Linked DNA regions of Homo sapiens: regions 2 and 3 are each linked to region 1. Evidence: chromatin contacts called from ENCODE Hi-C or POLR2A ChIA-PET data. All regions are on one chromosome and are shown on one strand. Each heading gives the region's core, a stretch centred on a gene start or an enhancer-like site at or near the end of the contact. The rest is flanking DNA. Distances are from core to core; before and after follow the strand shown. Region 1 holds the start of MAP4K1 (mitogen-activated protein kinase kinase kinase kinase 1). Region 2 holds the start of GMFG (glia maturation factor gamma). Region 3 overlaps SIPA1L3 (signal induced proliferation associated 1 like 3).

Evidence for each region. A loop is a pair of places that touch in the nucleus more often than their neighbours do. ChIA-PET counts read pairs that join two places held with the same protein, here RNA polymerase II (POLR2A). Pooled maps may share reads with other maps.
Region 2: a loop to region 1 is called in a map of CD8-positive, alpha-beta T cell, with 3 times the contacts of the local background. The contact joins the promoter of GMFG here to the promoter of MAP4K1 in region 1. A Hi-C loop is called at or near these places in 1 of 168 maps with a recorded cell type or tissue (CD8-positive, alpha-beta T cell), 1 of 37 single-sample maps with no recorded cell type and 14 of 50 pooled maps. POLR2A ChIA-PET finds 5 or more read pairs at or near these places in 2 of 52 experiments (Caco-2 and activated T-cell).
Region 3: a loop to region 1 is called in a pooled map, with 5 times the contacts of the local background. The contact joins the enhancer-like site here to the promoter of MAP4K1 in region 1. A Hi-C loop is called at or near these places in 1 of 168 maps with a recorded cell type or tissue (naive thymus-derived CD4-positive, alpha-beta T cell), 2 of 37 single-sample maps with no recorded cell type and 5 of 50 pooled maps. POLR2A ChIA-PET finds 5 or more read pairs at or near these places in 1 of 52 experiments (CD4-positive, alpha-beta T cell).

What each region holds. Positions count from the first base shown.
Region 1 is chr19:38,616,387-38,619,402 of GRCh38, forward strand. MAP4K1 (mitogen-activated protein kinase kinase kinase kinase 1) reads right to left here and starts at 1,567. Exons shown (of 31, transcript NM_001042600.3): 1 at 1,411-1,567; 2 at 1,182-1,239; 3 at 968-1,058. The coding sequence starts at 1,509. EIF3K (eukaryotic translation initiation factor 3 subunit K) reads left to right here and starts at 2,802. Exons shown (of 8, transcript NM_013234.4): 1 at 2,802-2,941. The coding sequence starts at 2,883. RefSeq lists an enhancer at 2,091-2,140.
Region 2 is chr19:39,334,514-39,337,529 of GRCh38, forward strand. It overlaps GMFG (glia maturation factor gamma), which reads right to left and starts at 1,530. Exons shown (of 7, transcript NM_004877.4): 1 at 1,461-1,530; 2 at 922-1,018; 3 at 748-797. The coding sequence starts at 1,463.
Region 3 is chr19:38,031,598-38,034,613 of GRCh38, forward strand. All of the region lies in intron 2 of SIPA1L3 (signal induced proliferation associated 1 like 3), which reads left to right. Among named protein-coding and RNA genes, the nearest start is that of SIPA1L3, 130 kb to the left of the region's middle. Within about 2 kb of position 1,439, at least 6 of the 41 ENCODE cell types and tissues checked have a DNase peak (open chromatin) inside an H3K27ac peak, as active enhancers do.

The DNA of each region.
Region 1 (3,016 bases), core at 317-2,816:
ACCTCTCCTTGTCTACCAGAGTGAGGTTGTTTCATTCCCATTTTACAGACAAGGAAGTTAAGGCTCAGAGAGGAAATGTGAGTTCCGGGGCAAGTCAACTCAAACCTAGGCCTTTGGGCGGGACCCCACTGCCGTCCCACGCCAACCTAGGAGGCAGGGCAGAGATCTCACGGGTTGTGGAGATTTGGAGGGGACAGAGGGGCCCAGGGCACCTGTTCTGGGGAGCAGAGGTCATTATTGGGGCATCTGGAATATTAATTTGGGGATCAGGGAATTTAGGAGTTTATATTAAAGGAGCAGAGAGTGAAACTGGGTGAGCCAAAGAGCAGAATGGTGAGAGCTTCGTTTCAAGGGAGTTGATTTCAAATTCAGTTACTATGAAGAGATCAATTTGGGGTACTCTTGGTCAGAAATGGGAATTTTAGATTGGAGATTAGATTAGAGGCTGCTCTGGTCAGAAAAGTGGGACTTAGGAGTGAGGATCATGGTAGGGTTAGCCCAGTCAAAAATGGGGGTCCAGGATGGGAGGTCGGGTTATGGTGAGAAATGGAAGTTCAAGGTTAGAACTGAGGGTGCCAAGACCAGGCGCGGTGGATCACACCTGTAATCCCAGCACTTTCGGAGGCCGAGGCGAGTGGATCACAAGGTCAGGAGTTCAAGACCAGCCTGGCCAAGATGGTGAAACCCCATCTCTACTAAAAATACAAAAATTTGCCGGGCAGGGTGGTGAGCGCCTGTAATCCCAGCTACTCGGGAGTCTGAGGCAGAGAATTGCTTGAACCCAGGAGGCAGAGGTTGCAGTGAGCTGAGATCATGCCACTGCACTCCAGCCTGGCAACAGAACAAGACTCCATCTCAAAAAAGAAAAAGAAAAGAAAAAAAAAGAACTGAGGGTACCCCCATCAAGAAATGGGGACTCCGGGTTAGGGGCTGGGCTGGGTGCCAGGGTGGGTCTGAGGTTCATCACCAGAGATAACTCCCATGGTAGGCCACGATGTTGGCGTGCCGGCAAGTTTTCAATATGAGGATTTCCTTCTGAAGGGTGGAGACATCATCATCTGTGAGGAGGGCGGGAGAGAAAAGGCAGCTCGCATGGGGAGAGAGCTACAGGGGAGGTGATCCCAGTGTCCCAGGAGGCGAAGGTGGGGATGTGGGGAAGGAGCTCCATGTTCCCTCCTCACCAGGCTCCATCTTCACCATCTTCAGTGCCACCAGGTCCCCTGACACCTTGTCTCGAGCCTTGCAAAGGGGAAGTTGGCAGTCAGGCAGGCTCCATTTGCCAGAGTCCCTCCACAGCATCCCTGAGTCAAGGTCAAGAACTGGGACCCCCTCTTGCAGCCTCCTCCCTGCCGAGGGCTTGCCTTAAAGGTCACTGGTTGTAGGGTGTTGGGGACAGAGGGGCTTCCTCACCTTAAAGACTTCCCCATACGTGCCGCCACCCAGCCGCTGTAGCAGGTCATAGTGGTCCCGGGGGTCTCTATTGAAAATGTCAGGGTCCACGACGTCCATCCCTGGGGGCCTGAGCTGGGCCTGCGCCCAGGGGCCAGCAGGGCCTCAGGGCTCAACTTCTGGCACCTCCCTCCGTCCCCAGAAGCCCTGCACCCGCCTTGCCTCCGCGGGCTGTGGCCTCCCCCCTCCTCACTCTCGCTTCCTGCCCCAGCTGCACTGCACGACTGTGCAACGGGCTCCACCCCCCCGTCCCCTGGGCTCTGAGAGCCTCTGAGGGGCAGCTTGTCTTGGGACCCAAGGGACCACCCTCAACCTCCAAGGCCCAGGGCTGGATGTAAATGTGATGCAAATGATCTTAATCGTAACTGGGTTGGAGGGGGGTGCCTTAGAACCCCCGCCCCCGTCTCCTAGGTAGTGTCTAAACCTCTGCTGGGTGCTTGAAGGTTTGGCCACAACCCGAAGGCGGCAGGTCTGCAAAGGGATGGCTATGCAGTGTACATGCCTGTTCACCTGTCACATACATGCACTTGGGTTACCTCCTCTGCACTGCGCAGGCGTGTAGACGTGCATCTGCCTGGATACCTGTGTGCACAGTACACACGTGGATGTACCCAGGACATATACCTCCACATGCATGGCACATAACTGCATTTTGTAGGCCTGCAGTGTACAAAACCTATACATAATATATAATTCATGGCAGTACAAATGGGACGCTCGCCCTCAGCTCCAAGACCGGAACCTAATGGAGACGGGGCGCGATCCGGCGAAGTCCAGGAGCCCTCACCCCAGCCCCTGCCCGGCAGAGCACAGTAGCTTTGTGGGACCCTCCTCCTGGAGCTGGGGACCAAGGGCTGAGACTTGAAACTGGAGAGCTCAGGATCCTGCACCAGGCGCCCAGGCCTGTGGCAAGAGGGACCTCAGAACACCTCCCTCGGAACTTGGCCATGGCCTAAACGTAAGGCTGCTGCGTGCATTCCCGCAGAGCTCCGTGGCCTCATGGCCGCGCGCAATACAACGCGCGCGCACGCCGCCAGAGCTCCGGGTGCTTCCCGGTGAGTTCGCGCGCGCACGCTCCCGCGCTACCGGCACTGGAACTGGGTCTGTGAGGCCCGGGAAAAGCTTAGCCCCGCCCCCTCGCCACGAGAGGCGCCTGCGCACTGGGATCCAGTAAGATTTTTCTCACGCTGTCTGTCCAGCTTGAGTGGCGCGAATGCGCACGCGCCAATTGCGCCTGCGAGGAAGAAGTCACGTGGCAGCCGGAAAGCGTGGCGGCTGCTGCTAGAGCCTTTCCCTTTACCGCACCCAAGGAGCTGGAGCGACAACAACGACGTCGTTTCCGTTTCCACCACCTCTTCCTGTTCCCGTCCTTGAGGACGCCGTGCCGGGTCAGTGTTAGCCTCCAGCCCTGGTTGTGGAAGGCGACAGAAGTCATGGCGATGTTTGAGCAGATGAGAGCCAACGTGGGCAAGTTGCTCAAGGGTATCGACAGGTCTGAGCCCGGTTGGAGGAAGCGCTCTGGCCAAGCGGGGCGGAGGAGAGGGTTTTCCGGAGACAGCAAGGGGTG
Region 2 (3,016 bases), core at 280-2,779, 720 kb after region 1:
TGCCTCAGCCTCCCAAAGCGCTGGGATTACAGGCATGAGCCACCATGCCTGGCTAGCTTTTTAACTTATATGGAAACTCTTTCATTTAAATGCCAATAAAGCATTATTATCATCATTATTAAGATCATCATCACCTTATTGAGCACATACTAAGTGCCAGGCCTTGTTCTAAACCCATTACAAGAATTAAATCACTGGATGTAAAAACAAGCCTATGAGATAAGTACTATTCTCCCCATTTCACAGATGAGGAAATAGAGACACAAACAGGCAAAGTCTCTTGCTGGGGGTCATGAGTGAGCTAGAACTTGATCTCCAGGGTTTTTTGTTTTTTTGTTTTTTGTTTTTGTTTTTGAGACAGAGTCTTGCTCTGTGGTTCAGACTGAAGTGTAGTGGCACAATCTCGGCTCACTACAGCCTCCATCTCCCGGGTTCCAGCGATTCTCCTGCCTCGGCCTCCCAAGTAGCTGTGATTACAGGTGCCCACCACCATGCCTAGCTAACTTTTTATATTTTTAGTACAGATGGGGTTTCACCATGTTTGCCAGGCTGGTCTTGAACTCCCAACCTCAGGTGATCCACCTGCCTCGGCCTCCCAAAGTGCTGGGATTACAGGCATGAGCCACTGTGCTCGGCCAATCTCCAGGTCTTTCTACCCCCATGCCAGGCTCTTCATATCAGTTCCAACCACTTGGTTCTCCCAGTCTCACCCTGTACCTCCCAGTCCCAATCACCCCAGCCCATCACCTGAAATTCTTCCTCCAGCACCACCATCTGCCGGTCTTTGTCCACCTTCACTGGGGAGGGGTGGCACACAGGGATTAGACACTCCCCCTGATCCATGGGGGACACAAGCCCAGCCCTCCCTATCTGCCCTCACCACCGCCCTCCCATCCTTCTGTGGGGGAAGATGTCACTCACTTATGATGGCTGCATTGTCTGTCTCTTTTCGGAAGCGGAATTTCCTCAGCTTTTCTGTTAGCTCTGGGTCTACCTCGCACACCACCAGGGAGTCAGACTGCCGGAGGGACCCAGGAAGAGCTGAAATGGCCTGGCCTCAGCCCTCACCCCTTCCCCAAACCTGTTTCTCCATCCACTAATGAAGAGGAGCATCGCGCCGGCCCATCTGATGCCTTTGTGAACATTGAGAAAAGGCACCCTTCCCACAGAGTAGATACCCCTCACCAGGGCACTCAGCTTGGGGGGCGGAGCAGAGGCTGGGTTCCCGCCTTCTCCACGGGGACTCTTGGGGGACACTCAAGGAGGTGCAGAGATCCACTTCCTGAGCCTAAACCCAGAGCCACTGTCTCTCTGTTCTTCCAGCCGGGCTGTTCACCACAGTTGGGCCCCCTTCCCGGCCCGTGACCTCCATCCCATAGCCTGACCTTCGCCCAGGTGTCCTCCAAGCCCCAGCCCCAACCCCAGCCCCAGCTCTTCCCATAGAACCCCTGGCCCCTGACCATGATTGTTCTGTCCACAGGCCTCTTCTTTTCTTAGTTCCGCTGTCTTCTAGGCGTGGGGACCGGGGCTGTAGGGGGGCGGGCTGTGCAGTAGGAGGAAGGTTTCATCCAACACCACATCCTGTTTATGCCCTTTCTGGGACAACTGTCACAGAGGGCTCCTCCCCCTCCTTCCTTCCCCTCATCTGCCAGGACCTGTCAGGAAATCGCTCAGACCAGGGTTCCAAAGCTTCCTTGCTGTGTGACCCTAGCTAAGTAACTTCACCCCTCTGATTTGAGATTGTGGTGAGGATATAAATAGCTTCACATCGGCCGGGCATGGTGGCTCACACCTGTAATGCCAGCACTTTGGGAGGCCGAGGCGGGCGGATCACCTGAGGTCAGGAGTTGGAGACCAGCCTGACCAACATGGCAAAACCCCATCTCTACTAAAAATACAAAATATTAGCCTGGCATGGTGGTGCACGCCTGTGATCCCAGCTACTCGGGAGTCTGAGGCACAAGAATTGCTTGAATCCGAGCAGCAGAGGTTGCAGTGAGCCAAGATCACATCATTGCACTCTATCCCAGGCAATAAAAATACAAATAAATAAAAATAAATAAATAAATAGCTTCACATAGCTGCCAGCATGGCAGACACAATAGGTACTAAAAACGAACTATTTTGCTCCTCCCCTCCTCCAGGTGGCCTTCCTAGATTTACCCCCATCTGGGATATTTGAATTGCAGGGCTGGAAAAGGGGAGTTTAGTCTTTTGCTGGTCAGACTGACGCCCATTATGTCAATGGCAAAATGGGGACCAGAGGGGCAACCCCACAGTGCCTGGGTAATGGTGACTTTTTTCCTGCACTTTTCCAACCTCACTAGCCTTGCAATGACCTATGAGGCCCTACAACAAGGGAGTTCAATCCCGTCAGACCGGTACCCAATTTTTTTTTTTTGAGACAGGGTCTCACTCTGTCGCCCAGGCTGGAGTGCAGTGGTGCGATCTCAGCTCACTGCAACCTCCGCCTCCCAGGTTCAAGCCATTCTCCGGCCTCAGCCTCCCAAGTAGCTGGGACTACAGGCACGTGCCACTACGCCCGGCTAATTTTTGTATTTTTAGTAGAGATGGGGTTTCACCATGTTGGCCATGTTGGTCTCGAACTCCTGACCTCAAATGATCCACCTGCCTCAGCCTCCGAAAGTGCTGGGATTCCAGGTGTGAGCCACTGTGAGCCACCATGCCCGGCTATTTTTTTTATTGAGTATTTTTGCACTGCCCCCTTTTCCCATCCCGAAATAAAATTCCTAGATAATATAACCTACTTACACACATAAATTCAAAAAAAAATCAATATAATGTCCTGACTGTCATATAAAGAAGAAATAAAAGGAATGTAGTTCACACAAAAACCATATGTATTTCAGTGAGAAGATAAAAGCAAACAAAAGACAATTTCCACAGGGTCCTAGGCCAACTGTGACTGGCCCACTTCCCTCCATGGTGGGCAAACCCCGGACCCTACACTGGACTCTACCCCTTCACCTACATCTCTGCAGCTGTCCTCTCTCTC
Region 3 (3,016 bases), core at 189-2,688, 580 kb before region 1:
CTGTGACATCAATGCATCATATTTCCGGTAATGTTCACCTAGATCACTTGGTTAAGTTGCTGTGTGCCAGATTTCTCCACAGTAAAGTTACACTTTTCCCTTTGTAATTAATGGCTATCTTGGGGCACTCCAGGCCAGGAGTTTGAAACCAGCTTGTGCAATGAAGTGAGACCCTAGCTCTAAAAAAATAAAATAGAAACAAATTAGCCAGGTGTGGTGGTGCACACCTGTAGTCCCAGCTACTCAGGAGGTTGAGGCAGGAGGATCGCTTGAGCCCAGGATGCGGAGATTGCAGTGAGCTGAGATCGTGCCACTGCACTCCAGTGTGGGTGACAGAGCAAGAGCCTGTCTCTTTAAAACAAAACAAAAATGCTACCTTTGGGGAGAAACTTTGAGGCTATGCTAATATCCCACATCCCGCTTTTCCTCAAACTTCCACCCACTAATTTTACCATCCATTGGTGGCCGGGTCTTGTCTACAGCAGTTACTGCTGTGCTGTTTCCCTGATGGCAGTTTTTGTGTGCCTCTCATTCCATCTACATTTATTAATTGGAACTCTTCTGTAAGGAAGACCTGTCCCTTCCCCCTTATTTCTTTATTTAGTTACTAATTTATATCCTATGGGCTCATAGATACTTGTTTTAATCTAGCACATTCCTTTTTCATGTGATAAAAGCTCCCAAGTTCCAAGTAAATTCCTAGCATTGCCTCTCACACAGCAGGAAGAACGGCACTTTTCCTACGTGGTAACCAGGGCCTTAGGGAACTTGGAAAGAACATGAACAGGTTTCGTTTGTTCATTCATTTATTTTCCTTCACTCAGCAAATATGCATTTGAGCACCTACTATCTGCTTCTAGGCACTAGGGATTCAGGAATGAAAAAACAAACTCCTTACCTTAAGGGAACGGACATCCTACTGGAGAATAAAACAGTAAACAGATAAAAAGTGAATATAGGGCTGGGCATGGTGGCTCACACCTGTAATCCCAACACCTTTGGGAGGCCAAGGTGGGCGGGTCACTTGCGGTCAGGAGTTCAAGACCAGCCTGGCCAACATGGTGGCCGTCTCTACTAAACCCCGTCTCTACTAAAAATACAAAAAAATTAGCCAACCGTGGTGGCACACACCTGTAATCCTAGCTACTTGAGAGGCTGAGGTGGGAGGATCGCTTGAACCCAGAGGCAGAGGTGGCAGTGAGCTGAGGTTGCGCCACTGCACTCCAGCCTGGGCAACAGAGCGAGACTCGGTCTCAAAAAAAAAAAAGAAGTGAATATAGGATAAGTTGGATGTATATAGTGTACATAGGATGTATATAGGAGTATATAGTGATGAATAAAGCAGGGAAGGGGACTGGCCTCACAGGGCAATTTTCGGACAAGGTGGCCAAGGAAGGCCTCTCTGAGGAGGCCCTGAATAGAGGAGGGAGTGAGGCGGTCCCCAGCCTAATTCATCCACAGCCATCCGGGAGATCACAGTCAAATCATCTCCCTTCTGAACACAGTTTCTGTGAAAAGGAAATGTGTTCCCTCTCCAAGGGGCAGCCCTGCTCAGCTGGAGCCAGTCTTATCCCTGAGTATTGCCAGATCTGATGTTCCCCGCAATAGAAAAGGAAAGTGAAAAATTTTTTGCCAGTCCATTGAACCCAAATTATGCAACGTCAGATAATGAATGACTGTGACTATGTTTTGTTTTCATTGTGTTTATTTTTTAAGTTTGCTTTTCTTTGTAGCAAAAGATAGCAATTTTTCATTTTTAGTGGTGATATGGATTCTTTTTAAATATATAAAGCTTGAACATCACTTGAGGGCTGGGTGCAGTGGCTCACTCTATAATCCCAGCTCTTTGGGAGGTCAAGGCAGGAGAATCACTTGAGGCCAAGAGTTTAAGACCAGCCTGGGCAGCAGAGTGAGACTCCATCTCTACAAAAAATGTTTTAAATAGCCAGGCTTGGTGGCATGCACCTGTAGTCCCAGGAACTCGGACGGCTATGGCAGGAGGATCACTTGCGCCCAGGAGGTCGAGGCCATGCTACTGTACTCCAGCCCCGGGCAATAGAGCGAGAGAGATACGTATGTGTGTGTGTGTGTGTGTGTGTGTGCGTGTATGTAAATAATTGTACAGATGGGGAGTAGATACAGCTGAAAAGGAAGGGTGGAACACAGCGACTGGGCTTGGTAAGCACTGTATGGCTCAGCCACCCACTGTTTTTCCTCTGGGTCAGGGGTTCTCAGCAGCGGGCCTGAGCTGAAATTGGCAAACAATTACCATGGGTGTGCGCCTTGAGCCATTTGCATCATGGTATGTGCATTCGGCCAGGAATGTCTTCAAGTTTCAGGAACAGAAACCCCCGCTCACTGCAGCTTGATTGAATGAGGGCTTATTTCTCGCTCACAACAGCACACCTGGAGGTGCTTGGCTGCCAGTGTTAGTTTGGTGGCTGGGCAGTGTCAGGGCAGAGCCGCTTTGATTCTCTTGATCTTTCCCCTCATGGACACATCGCTCCTGCTGCCATGTCGCATAGCCTCCCCTAGCTCCAAGGAAGGTGGCAAATGTTATTTAACTTTTCAGCCTTTCCTGAGGAGGAAGCCAGAGAAAAAATGAATTGAGAGTATCTGTTGGGGTGGCCAGCCAGCACTGCCTGGTTTCATGGGGAAGGAAAAGCAGTAATAATGAACATTAATGGGTGCTGACTCTGTGCCAAGCCCTGCCGTAAGCGCCTCACGTGCATGATCTCATTCAGTTCTTGTAACTACCCTAAGACGTCACTGCTGTGATATCCCCATGGTAATGATGAGGAAACTGAGGCACGAGTGGTGAAGCTGCCTGCCAGGTAGAGGAGCTGGGACAGGGAGGCATGCAGCCTGGGTCCAGGGCCCCTGTTCTTAGCCACTACACTTTGTTGCCTCATAAGAGGTCCGGGGGTGCGGGGGGTGGGGTACAGGGGACCAGGCTGCTCACTGTCTGGCCTGGGTTTAAATTCTTCCAGCAAGGGCAGAGCCCAGCAGTGTGTTT